Linked DNA regions of Mus musculus: region 2 is linked to region 1. The links are chromatin loops, found by intact Hi-C in ENCODE. Cell type or tissue: heart. All regions are shown on one strand. Each heading gives the region's core, and the rest is flanking DNA. Links, peaks and the distances in the headings are about the cores only.

Evidence for each region. Peaks named below come from ENCODE experiments on the same cell type or tissue, not always from the same donor. Only the 100,000 strongest peaks of a DNase experiment are listed, where the experiment ranks them.
Region 2: a loop joins it to region 1, with 6 times the contacts of the local background. A loop is called at or near these places in 4 of 42 quality-filtered maps.

Annotation. Positions count from the first base shown.
Region 1 is chr9:56,114,357-56,123,703 of GRCm38, reverse strand. Pstpip1 (proline-serine-threonine phosphatase-interacting protein 1) reads right to left here. Exons shown (of 15, transcript NM_011193.3): 3 at 8,567-8,641; 4 at 3,369-3,403; 5 at 3,051-3,157; 6 at 883-945; 7 at 344-442. Among named protein-coding and RNA genes, the nearest start is that of Pstpip1, 29 kb to the right of the region's middle. In heart, for the core only: CTCF peaks have their summits at 2,407 (motif pointing right), 5,029 (motif pointing left) and 7,106 (motif pointing right); DNase peaks (open chromatin) are centred at 2,447 and 4,923; H3K4me3 peaks cover 702 bases; H3K27ac peaks cover 1,283 bases.
Region 2 is chr9:56,019,036-56,028,382 of GRCm38, reverse strand. It overlaps a transcript of 4930563M21Rik not described here, the pseudogene Gm7439 and the pseudogene Gm7444. Among named protein-coding and RNA genes, the nearest start is that of Rcn2, 18 kb to the left of the region's middle. In heart, for the core only: a CTCF peak has its summit at 3,433 (motif pointing left); no DNase peak of the experiment used is centred there.

The sequences.
Region 1 (9,347 bases), core at 628-8,627:
TAGCCTCAGAGCTACTCAGAAGTGACTGGCACCCTCCCTGGCCACCATCCGGAATCAGAGTATGGATGGGTGAATTCTATCATTCACCAGCAGCCTTACTGCTGAGGGGCTCAGGCCGGTTCCACAAGGGGGAAATAAAAGCAGAAGCCTGCAGACCACCAGGAAACACAGAGAATGTAGATGCTATGTGTCCTCTTCTGCATCGCTGCGCAGAACCTGGACTATGGTCAGCCTGGATTCAACTCACCCACAGCCCTCTGCCCTCTCAGTCTCAGCTCTGGTCTGTAACAGGTACTATGTTTAAGGGCCTCCCCTCCCACCCTCACCCCCACACTATACACACCTTTTCTACTTGCTTCTGGTGGCCATTGGCACTCACACGCTCGAAGGCCTGCTCAGCATCATCTGCATCCCTGCACTTCTGGTCATATGCCTTCTTGGACTGAAGGTGTGGAGAGGCGTGTCTGCAGGGCTGCATGCCCCAGTGTGGGAGGCTCCCTAAGCCCAGACTCCCTTCCCGGGGGTGGGGACTTTGGTAGAATTGGCATCACTCCCAGGGACAGAGATGCAGAGGCTGAAGCACGTTCCCATGGAGACTCGACTCGGCCCTGTCTTCTATACTGCCCTGCCCTCTCATGTGTCCCATATCCCTGCTACTCTGGGCTCCTCAGATGACTGGATCACTCATGGACTCCTGCGTGTGGGACTGTCCCTCTGTTCTTCAGGCAAGGCACTGAGGGGCTTGTGATGATAAATAGGTCCTGGGCCTCGAGCACAGCCCCCAACAGGCCGATACATATAATGAAGAAAGGTCTGAGGCAAGCCTGTCCCAGAAGTCCAACCCAGGACTCTCAGAGGGACTTCCAAGGCCCTCCCGTTTACCTCCATGGTCTTCTTGTAGAGCGACAACTTGCTCTTCTGGACACGGTCCATGATGGCCTCATACTGCAGGAGACATGAGGCTCTGAGCTGGGGGCTCTGGCCTCAAAACGCTTCCCTAGGCCAAGAGGATGGGTTGTCCTTGTCCCTGGGACATGACACCCTCTGAGCTCATTCATAAATGCGTGTGTGTCTGTGTTGTGTGTGTGTCTGTGTCCACCCTCTTCTAGAGACACCTCCTTCAAAATAATACCAGCCAGGTATTTAATCCCAGCACTTGGGAGGCTGCGGCAGGAGGATGTCTATGAGTGTGAGGCCAGCCTGGTCCACATAGCCTGCTCCATGTCAGCCAAGGCTATATAGTGAGACCTTAAACAAACAAACAAACAAACAAAACTGCAATACTCAGGACAGAACAACAAAGAGAAGCTTGGGCAGTGGCTATGTCTAGCGTTTCCTTACTGTGGGACTCAGTTTGACTTGCTCTCCAGCCAGAGACTCCCCACCTCCACATATACACATCACATGAGTCCTGAGTCTTTCATTCACAAGCCACACTGAGTGTGCACTGGCATATACGTGCACACCTAGTCCATACTCAGCCCCATCGCCTAACTGCTCATATTGCATACCCACAGGCCACTAGTACATACACCACACTCCAGTGTTCACCCGTTAGTGACCGCAGGCCAGACATCACGCATGCATGTAGCCACACCACAGGCACAGCACAACCTTTACCGCCCCCACCCCCGGCTCCCTGTTAGATGGATGGAGGGGAACGGCCAGGGCCGAGGCTTACAGTCAGGAGAATGGGGGTAAATGCCTCTGGCTTTAGGATTGGAGCCAGTTTGTGCCCGGGGGTCCTGGGGGAGGCTCTGGCAAGCCACCTGATTAGAGGCAACAGCACAGTCAGAGACCTGCTTGTGCATCTGGGTAGCCGAGGACACCATGTGTCCCTCTCCTCGTGGACAGTGTACAGACTCAGGCTCTGATGGCAGAGTCTGGGTGTTTGGGGGAGGAGCTGTTCGGATCACAAAGCTCAGAGTCTAGCCCATGTCCCCTGACACCTGTAGGTTTTCCACATGCTCTGTAGCAGGCCTCGGAGCAGAGGGGTCACCTGTTCGAACACCAAGTCCAGGTAGTTTTGGGGGATAGCTTTGGGGGCTCATCTGTTCAGGAAGGCAACTTAGATTCCTGTAAGCCTGAGCTGTCCGGATGGGTAGCAAGGGTGCATAGCTATACAACGAGCTAAGTTACTGCCTTATAGCCCTGTTTGTGAAGGGCCAAGTTCCCAAAGCAAGGGATGTGAACAAGAGGGATCTCATACAAGAGAGAAGCAGGCACAGGAAGGGGAAGGGACTTTCCTGGCCCCTGCTGTGAAGTAACCTCTTGCTCTCCAGGTGGGCTAAGTGCTCAGCCCATCCATCCGTCGCAGGTCTGGGAGAGGACTTGCCTACCTCCAGCTTTGTCAGCCTCCCTGCAGAGCATCCCCCAGCCTGTGTTTACACACCACCAGCCCACTAGGAGGAGCTCACTTCCTGGCTATGTAGCCACTCCACGTGTGGCCAGCCATGCTCTGTGTATTGCTGAGCAGAGCTTCAGATGCTGAGGCAAGTCTGATGCCTGCGCTTTCCCTCGGAACTGTCTCCCCGCTCCTTGTTGAGCAGCCATGCAGACTACGGGCCCCAAGTCTGCCTGTCTCCAGAACCAGCAGCCCTAATCCTTGTGTTCAGAGCCAGCTTCCAGGGGCCACTCAACTCAGGTTGGATACTTAATCACACAGTATGAAGGAGGATCGTCTAAAAGCTCCACACCCTTTCTCTTCCTGGCTCCTGGCAGCTCTGTGGTAGACCTGGGCTATGTGAGAAAACCGGGGCTGAACATGAGCTGGGAGCAAAGCCAGGAAACATTCCTTCTCTCGGTTCTGCTCCAGTTCCTGCCTCTAGGTTCCTGCCCTAACTTCACTCAGTGATGGAGTGTGACCTGAGAAGATAAACCTTTCTTCCCAAGTCAGGGGTTTATCACAGCAACAGGAAAGCAAGCTAGAACATACACACACTCTCCCCCCTTCATCAAGCCATGCTTCCCAACTGGCCCCCAGAACAGTGAGTGGGTGGCCTCTGGGGGGGTCCCCCACCTCCCCTCCTTCGCCCTCCCCACCCCCTCACCTTCTTCCGCTGCTCTTTCTGTCTCTCTCGGAACTCCTCCAGGCTCCGCAGCTCCTCACGCAGGGCCAGGGCCAGCTGGATGTGTGCACTGCCCACATTCTCTGTTTCTAGGGTGACAGCGTGGCCTCTGCTTGGACCAGTCTGTCTCCCTCACCCTACCTCCCACCCTCACATCTTCCATCAGCCTTTCAGCCTGGCACAGAGCTGGACCACAGCCCAAGCACATAGCTCCTAACTTAGTCACCCCATACAAGGGCTAAGGGTCTTCCAGGAGACCCTAATGGCCCTGCTGCCCATGTGGGGATGGTTGGAACTTACGCTGCTTCAGGGAGTCAAAGGAGGTCCTCAGGGAACTGCAAAACAGAAGTCTAGGTCAGTAGACAGCATGCTGCAGGAGCCTGGCGTCCTGCCTGACCCATGGTGTTTTATTTTGGAGGGAGGGCCCTAAGCCATATTGACTACTATGGATGCAAGGGACCTTTGGCCATGGTCATCATTCATGTAACCCCCAACTGACATTCTAGAAAACAGTTTTCTTTGTAAATTAAAAAGCAGTGGAACCTTGCTGTGGTGGGAAAGCCTCCTTGCTACGGCAGTTCTGTCCCCCACTTTCTCACTCCCCATGTCTTTGCAGCCCAGAGAAGAGGGGTGTGTCCACAGGAAGCTCCCAGCCTCTATGAGACTTCCGCCCATGCAGGCACCTGGTTATACTCAATATTGCCTGGATGAATCTGACGCAGGGGAAGGTCTTTATAGCTCTTTCCAGCAGGTGGCATGGAAGGCATAAGGAAAGGCTGGGAGGTGGGCAGGGACAGAGCCAGGGACAGCTATGGCATCTGCTTCAGGCTGGGTACCAAGGGGAGGGGAAGGAGGAGGCTGTATGGGAGCTAGAACAGTGCTCAAGCAGGAGAGGCTGCCAGGTAAAGTGGAAGCCCCTGGGCAAGTGGGGGTGACACCTGGGCAGCAGAGGCAGACAGGCCACAAGTTTAAGGTCATCATAAGCGACCAAAAAAAAAAAAAAAAAAAAAAAAGACTCTGTCCCAACTGCTCCCACCCCCTTCCCACAGAAATCCCCACTCTGCTCAGTTTACTTGAACAGCACACTGGGCGCCCTGGATTCTCTCCGGCAGCCTTGTTCACCCCAGAGCATGGTAGCGCTGAGGGCCAAGCAGAGATGCCGGCTCGGCCAGCACACACTGCTGTTTATCGGTGGGTATCGGAGTCCTGGGGCCAATACGGAAACTGTGAGCGCGAGTCCAAGCTCTCAGGAGCAGGGCCCTCGAGAGGCATGTGCTCCATTCAGAGGAGGGGGCAGATAGTGTGTGTGGGAACCAACCTAGGAAATCTGCGGTGGCCTCTTACTCCGGTCTCCACACACAAAAGCAGCACACCCTGTAGCCAGATGGCCAGGCTCTACCACTTATTCACTGTGTGACCCTGGGCAAGCCACCTGGCCCTCTGCCTTGACTTCCCTTCTATGGTGAGCAGTTAGCAGCACAAAGTGGTTTTGAGAATGATAGTCCACTCACTATAAGGCATCGTTGAAGCCTGGCGCAAGTCAGGAGCTTAACATGCCTGTCACACTCACACATATGCAAACTCCGCCAGTCCCCAGGACATCCCCCAGGCACCAGCAGCCGAACTAGGTCTTCCTCTAACCCCAGTTGCACTTTGGAAGAGTTTTCCAGTGGCGCCTTCCCAGAAGCGGCATCCTTAACTTCAGGTAGGAGGAGTCTCTGCCTGGCTACACCAGCTTCCGTCCTTTCCCAGAGCCTCTCCGGCAGCTGAGTGACATCAGGCCGTGCATGTGAGGGAGATGTGCCTCTGCGCTCCCAGCTTGGGCTTAGGGGTACTACGTCTCTTAAGGACACAAAAGCAAACGCATGGTGGCACAGCCTGCTCCACGCTCAGCATCGAGAGCTAAGTAGCGCCCTTGTTGCAAGCTTTCACTGCCTCTCTGCAGGGCGCTCTTCCGCCCCCTGGTGGTAATATAGTCATGTGGCACCTGTCACATAACCAATTCCCTGGGTGAACTGTAAGGGAAGCCCACCTGCCTGTGCTTCCTTCCGGGGTAGGATGAATATGTTCCATGGGGGCTTCCTCTTCTCTCTGAACAGTTGGGGACATTGAGGCCAAGGAGGAGTGGCAACCTGAGAGGACCCCTGGAGATCCAGGCCCTAAGGAGGATTATGGGGTCCTAGTTACTGCCAGGTGTCTTGCCTGACAAGACCATGGAGCAGTAGCAACAGCCTGGGAGCCATGAGATATGCAGATGTGCAGGCCTCTGCCAGTGACCAACCGCTGACCACTTAGTCCTAACCTTCCAGTGCTGACACACTCAGGATGAGGATAGCCTGAATGGTTTCCGCCTCGGGCCCACAAGCCATTTACAGATAAGGAAACTGAGTCACTGAGGCCAAAAGCCATCCAGGTGGTAAGAGGCAAAACCTCAAGGCCAAGGGCTGCACTTATCGATGGCTCAGGGGTTAAGAGCACATTTGGTTCTTGCACCCACATCAGATGGCTCGCAGCCCTGTAACCCCAGCCCTAGCCATCACCACTGGCCTCCACGGGCCCCTGCACACATCCGCACAGCAGACATACAAATGCAAATCCTAAAAGATAAAATGTCAAGGCTAGCCTTGCAGAGGAAGGTGACCACAGGTTAGAATGATTCTGACTTTCGGCATTTATCACCAATGTGCAAACGTGCAACACAACCTGCTAGTCTGTAGCTTGGCTCTCAGGAGACCTGGAAACTCTAGCTGAAGTCTAGTTTCACAGTATAACTGCTCCTCACTAGGAGACATGCCTTCACCCTGATCTCAGTGGAGCAGAGATCATAAAACACATGAAATCTCCTCTGATGGGACCATCTCAGCACTTGTGTTTAGGAGGGGTGAAGGTCAGGTGGGCTTTAAGGTGCCCATGGGCTAATGTTGCTCATCTGTAACCACAGAGGGGCTCACAGGACATTGGCCAAGGTCCACTCTGTTCTCCAAGGCACCCACAGCATCCCTCCTGGTGTGGCAAGAAGAAGAGTGGGAGGAGGTGACTACTTCTTGAGCAAGGTGAGGGTCTGGGCAGAAGCAGAGGACCAGACAGGAAGGCTGATCATGGTGTGTGCGGTATCATGACAGCTCCTGAAATACCTAGCCTGTCCTTACAATGCACCAAAAGCCACACAGGGGCTCAGGCAGGTTCACTACGGTAACAGGAGTGAGGAGTGAGAAAACTCATTCTAAGGTGTGACTAAAACTTCCTGTCATTTATGGGGACCCTGTGAGACCCTAGCTAGTGTGAGGCCTGAGGCAGGAATGCTGGTTTGAGGGCTGCACAGGAGGAGGTAGCCAGTGGAGCTCTCTCAGTGTGGGCTAGTCACGAAGTCACTTCACCCCCAGGCCTTTGTCTCATTGTTTACTCAGCTCTGCTACCCTGTCTTGTAGGCAGAGAGGACAGCTCCTCAATCCAGGGAGCTGGGTGTTGGAGGATGGCCACCAGCTAGGCCCTTTCCTAAGGACCAACACTTCCCACCCCCAAGCGACTAGAACAAGTGTTGTGGATCCACTTGCATTCCCTGCTGAGGGACTAGGTGTTTGGCAGATCTCTAACAGGGTAGGCAAGGAGCGGGCGTCCCAGATGGGGGTTCAAAGATGGGTGATGAGGAGGAAGACGTTCAGCCTCTTCCTCCTAAATGGAGGTGCAGCCTGGTGGGCTCTGTCTTCCCAGTGTGCCCCCTACCCCTGCTAGCAGACCATCCAGCAAGGTGGATCAGGACCTTGTGGTCCTATCAGCCATCCCTTTGTTTAAACTGACCCCACAAAGGTCCCTAAGGCTCCCAGCCTGGGTCCTGAGTACCCTCCTCTGCTTTGTATGGGATTTCTCTGTTGGCCTTGCTGTGTGTACTTAACAAAAGCTTCCCTGTAGCAATTGATTCTGTCTGCCACGTCTGAGGTTTTGCCTGCTGCTACTTCTTGTGTTCCAGATTTTTTCTGCCGTTTCTTTCTTTTTATTGAAAGATTTACTTGTGATCGTGTTCTGCCTGCATGTACACCTGCAGGCCAGAAGAGGGCATCAGATCCCATTACAGATGGTTGTGAGCCACCATGTGGTTGCTGGGAATTGAACTCAGGACCTCTGGAAGAACAGCCATTGCTCTTAACCTCTGAGCCATCTCTCCAGCCCCTGCCTTTTAATTTCTTAACTGTCAGAGAAAATGAACCTGGTCCAGACCGCTAAGACTAACAACACTGTAAAGAGCCCTCCAGGTTGGCATGGAGAGGATGACCCTGTCTGAGCCAAGCTCTTGACAGTGAGGCAAACCTGGAGGCCCTCTTGGAAGAAGTGCCTTGGGGAGAGTCTGCTGCAAAATGCTACAGGAGGGGGTCATCTCAGTGGTTTGAGTTCTTAAACTCCCTTGACAGTCCAGGCCATGACATATAACAGATATCCCATAAATGCTCACTGAAGGCATGCGCTGATGACAAATGCGTGGTCCACAGTTACACAGTGCCACATGGGACAGCAACATCACTTCCGGATGCACCTATGTGCAGGGGTCAGCAGGACTTGCAGGGGGCACAGCTCTGAGGGAAAAGGTAAGGCACACGGGCTCTAAGTGCGCCTGATGTTGTCATATCTTTGAGCCTTTGTCTACAGGTAGTTAAGACAGGAATGCCCCTCCTCCTCGGGGAACCCCAGACAGCCCTGCTCTCCTGCTCAGACCTTGGCCTGCTCTGGTCACTTTATCTTGCCCCTGTGGGTTTGCTTGTCTCCGGGGTACCCCTTTGCATGAAGCCTACCCTAGGGTCCTGCTCCCCAGCTCACTGTGTGGCTTCCCCCATGGCCTCAGTACTAGCCAGCCTGAAGGAAACAGCTCAGGAAGCCAGCCACACCTCTGAGTGAGCAGCAGAGTTTATCTGCTGTGCGGAGGGGCTGGTGGGTGGGACAGGTGAGTCTCCAGAGACCCCACTGCTCACTGAGCATATCTTGCCTGTCACTACAAGCTATCTCCTTTCACAGACAGGGACTTGGGACTCCTACAAGGCAGACAAACACTGTTCCTCTAGCCTTCTATAAGAAAAAAAGCAAGACCGACCCAGAGCCTCAAGCCCCGCAGCCATCCTTCTACAATGGGCGGGAGATTGTGGCCTGACCCCCATTCACAGGATGCCCAGCTCAGACACACACTGTGCTGGCTGTTGGTAGCATCTCCCACTCCACTGTCAGCCACAGGTGACTCACAGCCCACTGAGTATGCCTCACACAGACTCCCTGCAATGGACAGGAATAGTGCCTGTCACCTGCCCCTCCTGGTTGGGTAAGGTGAGCCCAGTGTGTCATATACTCTGCTCTTTCCAGAGCCCTAACTAGTACAAGACCCTGATCTCAGGCACCACGTGGCTCCAGACCCCCCTGTCCAGTTCCTGCCCAGTCTACCACATCAGAAAGTCCCATGCCCTGAGTAAAGCCCAGAAGGTCCCTCAGAGGAAAGGTAGAGCCGCCAGCACTCTTACTTCATCTCTGTCTGGCCACCAGCCTTGCGTGCAATCTGCACCAGCTCCTTCCCGTACCTCTCCTCCGCCTGGGCCCTGTAAGGACAGAGCAATCATTATGTCCCGGTCACCACTGTCGGCTGGCCGTGGCCCCAAAATATGTGCAGAACCTAGGTTCTCTTGTCATACTCTGCTGGCAGGACCATCTCCTTCTGGGTACAAATGTCAGTTGGAAATGGGCCTGTCCTAAGGGCTGCTGCATGGTATATGCCCCTGGGGGAGGCCCAGGCCTAAGGGCCACAGGAGACAACAAGGGGCTCTGGCTTTGAATGTGTGTGAGTGTGAGATAGGGGTGTGTGTGTGTGTGTGTGTATGTGTGTGTGTGTGTGTGTGTGTGTGTGTGTGTAAAAGAGAGAGAGAGAGACAGAGAGAGTGAGCATAAGTACAGGTACATAGGTGCACATGAGTGTGCATGAGTGCACAAATGCACCCGTAGGGGTCAAAGGTCAACTTCCCTATCCCCCTCCCCCTCTAAGATTTCATACATACCTATACCATATTTTGCAGAGACAGGGTCTCTGTTGTTTACCATACACCATGGTAGCCAGCCCATGAGCTTCTGTGGATTCTCCTGACACTGTATCCCCTCTTGCTATAGAAGGGGATTTGAACTCAGGTCCCCATGTTAGCTTAACAGGGGATTGACCCACTGAGCCACCTCCTCAGCTTTGGCTCTTAGCTTTTGACACATCCTGAGGGCAGCTGGGCTCGAGGGGGCATAATCTGCCCCCTCTGCCCTGTC
Region 2 (9,347 bases), core at 415-8,414, 95 kb after region 1:
GCACATCCAAATGCTATCACAGCATATCCACAGTCTGGAGCCGGACACCACCTACAGTCAGGATCTGCAACAAGCCACTGTCGAAGCATAAATTCTTCATATTTTCCCATTAAGACATCATCACTTAATATCAAGCGAATGTCATGGGGGTTAAACCGTTCAGGGCATTCTGGACAACTGATGTTAACTCTACTTTCAGAGATTTCTATCCTTAGGTATTGTCGTAAGCAATCCACACAAGATCTATGATGACATGTCATGATATCAGGAAATCTGTCTTGAGAAAGCTGTAAAAGGCACAGAGGACAGTCCATAAAGTCTCCAGTTTGTTTGCTGATGGAAGTCAATCCATTGTTAGAAGAGGTATTTGTCGAGAAAATGGAGTTCTTATCAGCACACATTTCAGAATGTATCCTCTCAATCCTTGCAATTGCTTCCACTCCACCATTGAGCTCCCTTGATTTTCGTTTGCTGTCCATCTTCCTCCGAATACGAGAGCCTATTGAAAATCTTCTCTGTTTGGGTGCCTTTTTGACAGAAGGCAAGCTCACAGAGGAAGCAGAAGGTTGACGATCTCCCTCTGATCCTATTTGCTGATGTAGACTCATGTCTAAAATGCTTATCAGAACTGAGTCAGAGTCATTTTAAAAATAAAACTTATTTCTTGTTTTTGCGTTCAGATGAAGTCATGATGTAAAAAAGACCCCATTGGCTTCTTCAGAGAATTTGAAAAAGTTCAAGAGAAGACTCATCCGTCTTCAGGGGCATTGGGCGAGCAGGTCCATCCTGCGGAGGCAGAACGGGGAGGAAGAACAGAGGAGGCCAGCCCTTCAGCCTGCCCCGCCCGGAACCTTCTCATCTAGGGCGAGAGCTGCCGGTGAACGGTTACCAGTGAGCAAGCGAGGGAGAGCGAGCCGCTGCTTTCCGGAAGTCCACTCAGTGACTCCTTCCGGATTCACCTTCGCAGCCCGGAACCAACACAGCAAGTGCCAGTCTCCAGATCTCTGTTTTTATAGTACTAGACTTGAGAAGCCTGAATCAATTTCCCTGAGTCAGAATTAGCAATTCAGCAAGGCTGTATCCCCCTGGAAGCTTTCAGGAAGAATCTGTCTTCCGGCGGTTACAGCTTCCTGAGATTCGTTTCTCATAGGCCTTGTGTGACTAAGAACCATTCCTCAGTATTTCATGCACGCAATATTGATTCTTACCTCAACTCTCACCATTGATTAAAAAAAATCCTATTTTCTGTATCACTCTCCCCTTGCCTTCTGCTAGACTCACAGTTAAGCATTAGGTAGAGAGAGAATCATGAATTTCTACTGTCTTACCTTGTAACATCCACAGGTTCTAGGGACCTGAATACCTTTGAAGGTCATTACTCAGCCAACTACCATTCTTTTCTGTCTTGGCTGTGTTCAGTTCTTACTATCTTTAACGGCCTTTTTGGCCTCTAAACCAAAGCTGTACAGTGGAACTATAATATTAAGTCTATGTGCAATTTTAATTTATCCAGGAGCCATATTAAAAAAGGTAGGAAGATGCTGAGACAGTAAACAGTGATTTTGATCCCTAGTACCTAAGTTAAAAATGGAGCATCGCTCACACATAAAAACTGGCTGTGGTGACCTATACCTGTAATCCCAATCCAGGAGTGGCAGAGACAGAAGGACCTGTGGGACTTGCTGGCCAGGCAGTCTAACCAAATATGCAAGCTTTAGGTTCAGTGAGAGCCTCTCTCAAAAATTAGGTGGAGAGCAGTTGAAGAAAATAGCTGAGTTCAATCTCCAGCACATACACACACACACACAAAATCACACACACACACACACACACACACACAAGTGTGCACATGTGAGGACTTAAAAATAAAACAGAAACAGGTAAAGTTAATTTTATTTATAGAGTACATTTAATTTAATATATCCAAATACCCTCAATGTCCTTGATATGGAATCTATTGTGGTGGTGCAATTTTTTGTCCCAAGGCTTTGAAATCTCTATGTAGTTTGCTTTTGGTGTAATTATTAGTTCAGATGAACCACATTTCTACTTTGTTGTGTTCTGGTAAAGCACTATAGGGTTATGAAATTATAAGGAACTAGGGCTGATTGGAGCACACTCACACTGCTCCTATTTTAGTGGCCATTATCATCATCTCTGGCAATCTATTCTGACTATATCCACCATTAAAATAATAAATGTTGGTTCAAATTCTTCTTGGTGTTCTGAGGCTGCCTCGTGAGGGATTAATATACACCTGTCTGGAAGAACCAGACAGGCCCAGGATTAACATTAGGTTAGGAGTGAACTAGATTCATCATGAGAATACAATCCACTATAGGTCTGAAGAGAAGGAAATTAAATTTAAGGCATTGTTATATTAGCTTATGGAAGAGCAAAAAAGCCAAAAAGACAGACAAGGAGACACACCACAAACCCAGTACCTGCAAGGAGCCAGTGCTCCTTAGGAATGGAGAGACAGCAGGCAGGTGAAGCTGCCATTATTGGAGTTGTAAACTGGCATTGCTAGAAAACTAGTGCTGTGCTGCAGACTCAGACCATGAAGAAAGGAGCTGTTGGTGAGAAATGGATACAATGGGAGAACAGAGGGGCTACTAGACATGCTGCTGTGGAGGGAAGGAAAGAGGGAGGGAGGGAGGGAGGTGAGAGGGAGGATGCAAGGGAGAGAAGTACTCCGAGTCCCTGCATTGGCCAAACCCATCTGGAAGGCATTTGGAAAGGGGTCCTGAAAAATGTAGTTTCTTGAGTTAGGAAAAAGCACAGGGGAAAAAAATATTAGAGAAGCAATTCCTGAAGAATGGGCAGTTAAGTCTGTGAGCCACATCTTTTATAATTTAAATGTCAGATAGCTAATGCCCTATGAAATGGAGTTGATGGACAAACAATTGGCCTGCCCTCTCAGCCTCCACAAGGACAGTTCTGAAGCTTCTTACCCATTTCACACAGGCTTCTCCGTAAGATTGTGCTGCAGTTGCCCACACTGGTCACATCCTTGTTACCTATTTATCTCTGACCTCCTTTCCTCTTGTCTTGCCACAAGGCTCACCTTCCACACCAACCTTGAAGCCAAGCCCCTTTCTTCAAGTAAGAATTTAGAATGAGCCAGAGGCAAAGATCTCTAAATCAGAGGAGCCTAAGGATATTAGAGAGAGAAAATTAAGATTTGTTTTGGTTATAGACAGGCTCTCACTATCTATTTAGCTATGGCTGGTCTTGCTCTGTGGTGAAAAGGCTAGCCCAACTCACAGAGATCTGCCTGACACTGCCCCCAGACTGCTAAAATTCAGTGCCAACATGAATTAAGTTTCCTTAGTTTGTGGTCAGGCATTTTAGCTTCCAGGATCTGAATGTTCTGTTTGTAGTGTATGGGAATCCGCGCCATCTGTTGGTCATGGTTCAAAACAGCTACTTCATCTTGTAGGACAGCACTTAGTCTTCAGGAGCCTTGTCTTTCTAGTGATGTTCAAGTTATAGCTTCCAGCAATCATTATGCTATGTGGTAGGGCTAGACAATCCCAAGAGCATGAACTTGTTTCTCTTGCTTTCAAATACAATTCTTGATGGAAGTAAACATTGCATGAGATGTAATGATAGTGATGCATAGGATCATGACATCCTCTATGTCCACTGATGTTGATGCACCAGAATCGTTGTAGATGAAGGAAGAAGAGAAAGTGTCGATTCCAGCAAGGGAAAAAATCTCTACAATGTACAATGTCACTTATAGAAGAGGCCCAACATAATCAATGGACCCTATATCTACATCTCTATCTATCTATCTATCTATCTATCTATCTATCTATCTATCTATCTATCTATCTCTCCATCTAAAACAATGGCCCTGTGTCCTGTAATAGGAAATTCCAGGAAGAGCATCTTTTCAGATTTATAAACACAGAACATATATGTAATGATTTCACTTACATTTATTTTAGAAAAGGTTACATAGAGTTTTATAGCTCGTGTTCTTTTTTAAATATAATTTTAATTGTAATTCATTTTTTTACACTTCATATTCCATTCTCCACCCCTCCCCATGCATCCTTTCACTGCTCCACATCCCACAATCATCTCCACCCCACCCCATCTGCATGTGGATTCCCCCACCCAGCACCATACCTGACCTCTAAACTTCCTGGGGCCTCCAGTCTCTTGAGGATTAGGTGCACCATCTCTGAGTGAACACAACCTGGAAGTCCTCTACTGCATGTGTGTTGGGGGCCTCTTTCAGCTGGTGTATGCTGTCTGTTTCCTGGCCCAATGTTTGAAAGGTCTCGGGGGTCCAGATTAATTGAGACTGCTGGTCCTCCTACAGAATCATCCTTCTCCTCAGCTTCTTTCAGCTTCCCTAATTCAACAACCGGGATTAGCTGCATCTGTCCATTGGTTGGGTGCAAATAACTGCATCTGACTCTTTCAGGTGCTTGTTGGGTCTTTGGGAGGGCAGGCATGCTAGGTCCATTTTTGTGACCATAGCCTCATTAATAGTGTCAGGCCTTGGGCCCTCCAATTCATCTGGATCCCAGTTTGTCCTGTTGCTGGACCTTCTTTTCCTCAGGCTCCTCTCCTTTTCCATCCCTGCAGATCTTTCAGACAGAAACAATTATGGGTCAGAGGTGTCACTGTGGGATGGCAACCCCATCCTTCACTTGAAGTCCTGTCTTCCTGCTGGAGGTGGGCTCTATAAGTTCCCTCTTCCTACTGCTTGACATTTCATCAAAGGTCCCTACCTATGAATCCTGCTAGTCTCTCACCTCTCAGGTGTTTCCTGCATTTTGCGGGGGTAGGGGTGTGGTGTCCCCTCAATCTTCTATTTCCAGAGGTTGCCTGTTTACATCATTTTTGCTGGCACTCAGGGCTTAAGTCTTTTTCCCTCATTTAATAGCAGATCAGGTTCCCCTCTACCCACATAATTTCCACCCCCCCAACATCTACTTTCACTCCTAGGTCCCTTCCTCCCTCCCCACTTGTGATTGCTTTCTTTTCTCTCCCAAGTGGGACTGAGACATCCTCAATGGGTACATCAGCTTGTTGAGCCTTTTCAATTCTCTGGACTGTATCTTGTGTATTCTGTATGGGGTTTTTCTTTCTTGGCTAATATCTACTTTTCAGTGAGTTTGTAGCATACATATCCTTTTGGGTCTGAGTTACCTCACTTTGGGTATTATTTTTTAGTTCTATCCATCTGCTTGCAAATGTCAGGATATCCTCGTTCTTCATGGCTGAGTAGTATTTCACTGCGTAAATGAACCACATTTTCTGTATCCATTCTTCTGTCGTGGGACATCTAGGTTGTTCCCAGCTTCTATCTATCACAAATAAGGCTGCTCTGAACATAGTAAAACAGTTGCCCCTGTGGCATGTGGGGGCATCTTTTGGATATATTCTGAAGAGTGGTATAGCTGGGTCTTCAGGTAGATCTATTCCCCAATTTCTGAAGAAACTCCAGATTGATTTCCAGGTGGTTGTACCAGTGTGCAATCTCACCAGCAATGCAGGAATGTTCCTCTTTCTCCGCATCCTCTCCAACAGGTGTTGTCACCTGAGGTTTTGATCTTAGGCATTCTGAATGCTGTAAGGTGAATTCTCAAGGTCATTTTGATGTGCATTTCTCTGATCACTAGGGACTTTGACATTTCTTTAGGTGTTTCTCAAACAGTCGAGATTCCTCAGTTGCAAATTCTCTGTTTAGTTCTATACCACCTTTTTGATTGGGTTGTTTGGGTTTTTCGTGATTAATTTCTTGAGTTCTTTTTTATTATTAAAAATAAAATATTTCTTTGTAGATATTAATAACTTTACTATTTATCTTTACACTTAGGGACTGTATAAGAAGATACCAGCTTCTCTAACATTAAAAGGTTCACTCACCAATGGAAAATGATGGCTCTTCTTCCAACTCTAAACTGCTGTCTACCATGAAGAAATCTCACTGTACTTGCATGGAGGCTCTGGAAATTTGACAAAGTGGTATTTGGGACAATAGAAAAGAATCATTACATTTTTTTTCTCTTCACAAATATAGAACGGATGATACGAATGATAGTTCTAATATTACAAGGAAAGCCTAAACATTGGAAAAGGAAGAGAAGTTGACAAAATGCTTCAAAGTACATGCCTGAGGTGGATAGAGATAACTTGTATGTTCATGTATGGCTGGTTCTAGACAAAACCTCTAGTCTATAATCTTCAGATTAATATTTTGTCAGTGTTTTCCATAGGTCTTTGGTTAGATCATTCTTTTGGTGAGAATCTCTTTTCTGTTTCCATAAGAGGATGTTTGTTGAAATTTCTTCTCTAACTCCTTTTCAGCCACGCTCAGCTGCTCCTTTACTCTGAGGAGGTCATGTTTGGCTGCTGCTAGGTTCTCCTCCAAAGAATTTTGGTTTTCTGTCTTGTGATTAAGTGTCTTCTGAAATTCACTCCTAAGAGTCACAAGTGTATTTTCCAGGTCATCCAAGTCTTGGGCCTTTGAAAATCCTTTTGGTTTTCTTGATCGAGCTGTAAAACTTGAAGTACTCTTTCCAATTTTGACTTCTCATCCAGAGCATTTACAGCCTGCATTTCAGTGGTCTTCAGCCTGACTTTAGTTTTTCATTGTCTTGTTGAAGTCTTAAATTTTCCTTGCTTAGGAGCTCTGTTGTTCCACCTTCCTTAATCGGAACAAGTTTAGGTTTTGTGATATCTATGATGGAATTTTTATTTTAAGATGCAAATTCTGCCCTTTCAAATTCAGCAACTTGTTCTAATAGTTGTCTGTTTTAAAGTTCAGAGATGCCTGTATGTAGCTTTAGACAAGCTGTATTGATGACCTCGGACTGCACCTCACTGTGTACCACTGCCTGCAGCCCATTTAGGACTTCTGAAACCTTATCTATGGTGAAAGTCTTTTTTACAGGCATGTTGTGCTTGAGGTCTTGAAAGCAGGAATCTACGCTTTTAAGTCTCGAGCTTCTTTCTGGACAAGAAAAACACATGTAATTAATGACCTCATTTTGATGGGGCTCATTTAGGCCCAACTCATGGTGGTGGCAGGATCAGACAGGCTTGAGTTCTTTATATGTTTTTTATATTAACCCTCAATGGACTGTGGGATTAGTGAAGATTTTTTTTTTCAGAATCAGTAGGCTGCCTATTTGTCATATTGACTATGTCCTTTGCCTTACAGAAGCTTTCCAATTTTATGAGGTCCCATTTGTGAATTCTTGATCTTAGCGCATGAGTTATTGGAATTTTGTTTAGGAAATTTCCCCCTGTGCCAATGATTTCAAAACTCTTTCTCACTTTCTCTTCTATTAAATTCAGCGTATCTGGTTTTATGTTGAGGTCCTTGATCCACTTGGTCTTCAGCTATGTACAAGGTGACAAATACGGGTTTATATTCATTCTTATCCATATAGACAGCCAGTTAGACCACCACCACTTATTGAAGATGCTTTCTTTCATCCATTGTATATTTGGTGTCTTTGTCAAAGATCAAGTGATGGTAAAAGTGTGGTTTTATTTCTGGGTCTTCAATTCTATTCCATTGATCAACATGGTCTGTCTCTGTACCAATCCCATGAAGTTTTTATCACTATTGCTCTGTAGTAAAGCTTGAGGTCAGGGATGGTGATTCCCCCAGCTGTTCTTTTATTGTTCAGAACAGTTTTCACTGTTCTGGGTCTTTTTCCTTTCTAGATGAATTTGAGAATTGCTCTTTCCATATCGTTGAAGTATTGTGATGGGATTTTGCTGGGGTTTGCATTGAATCTATAGATTGCCTTTATATGATGGCCATTTTTCCTATGTTAATTTTGCCAATCCATGAGCATGGAAGATCTCTCCTTTTTCTGAGATCTTCTTTGATTTCTCTCTTGAGAGACTTGCAGTTCTTGTCATACAGGTCTTTCACTTGTTTGGTTAGAGTTTACCCAAGATATACTATTTGTGGCTATTGTGAAGGGAATTATTTCCCTAATTTCTTTCCCAGCCTGTTTATCCTTTGTCTAAAGGAAGGCTACTGATTTATTTGAGTTAATTTTATATCTGGCCACTTTCCTCAAGTTGTTTAACAGCTGGAGAAGTTCTCTGGTAGAATTTTGGAGGTCGCATATGTATGTTGTCATATCATCTGCAAATAGTGATACCTTTATTTCTCCTTCCTTCCTTCCTTCCTTCCTTCCTTCCTTCCTTCCTTCCTTCCTTCCTTCCTTCCTTCCTCCTTTTCTTTCTTTCTTTCTTTCTTTCTTTCTTTCTTTCTTTCTTTCTTTCTTTCCTTCCTTCCTTCCTTCCTTCCTTCCTTCCTTCCTTCCTTCCTTCCTTCCTTCCTTCTTTCTTTCTTTCTTTCTTTCTTTCTTTCTTTCTTTCATTTTTTACTTTTTTATTAGGTATTTTCCTCATTTACATGTCCAATGCTATCCCAAAAGTCCCCGATACCCTGCCCCCCACCCCCCTACCCACCCACTCCCACTTTTTGGCCCTGGTGTTCCCCTGTACTGGGGGATATAAAGTTTGCAAGTCCAATGGGTTTCTCTTTCCAGTGATGGCCGACTAGGTCATCTTTTGATACATATGCAGCTAGAGTCAAGAGCTCCGGGGTACTGGTTAATTCATAATGTTGTTCCCCCTATAGGGTTGCAGATCCCTTTAGCTCCTAGGGTATTTTCTCTAGCTCCTCCATTGGGGGCCCTGTGATCCATCCAATAGCTGACTGTGAGCATCCACTTCTGTGTTTGCTAGGCCCCGGCGTAGTCTCACTAGAGACAGCTATATCAGGGTCCTATCAGCACAATCTTGCTAGTGTATGCAACGTCATCAGCGTTTGGAGGCTGATTATGGGATGGATCCCTGGATATGGCAGTCTCTAGATGGTCCATCCTTTTGTCTCAGCTCTAAACTTTGTCTCTTTAACTCCTTCCATGGGTGTTTTGTTCCCAATTCTAAGAAGGGGCAAAGTGTCCACACTTTGGTCTTCGTTCTTCTTGAGTTTCATGTGTTTTGCAAATTGTAATTTATATCTTGGTTATTCTAGGTTTCTGGGCTAATATCCACTTATCAGTGAGTACATATCATTTGAGTTCTTTTGTGATTGGGTTACCTCACTAAGTATGATGTCCTCCACGTCCAACCATCTGCCTAGGAATTTCATAAATTCATTCTTTTTAATAGCTGAATATTACTCCATTGTGTAAATATACCACTTTTTTTGTATCCATTCCCCTGTTGAGGGGCATCTGGGTTCATTGAAACTTCTGGCTATTATAAATAAGGCTGCTATGAACATTGTGGAGCATGTTTCTTTCTTACTACTTGGAACATCTTCTGGATATATGCCCAGGAGAGGT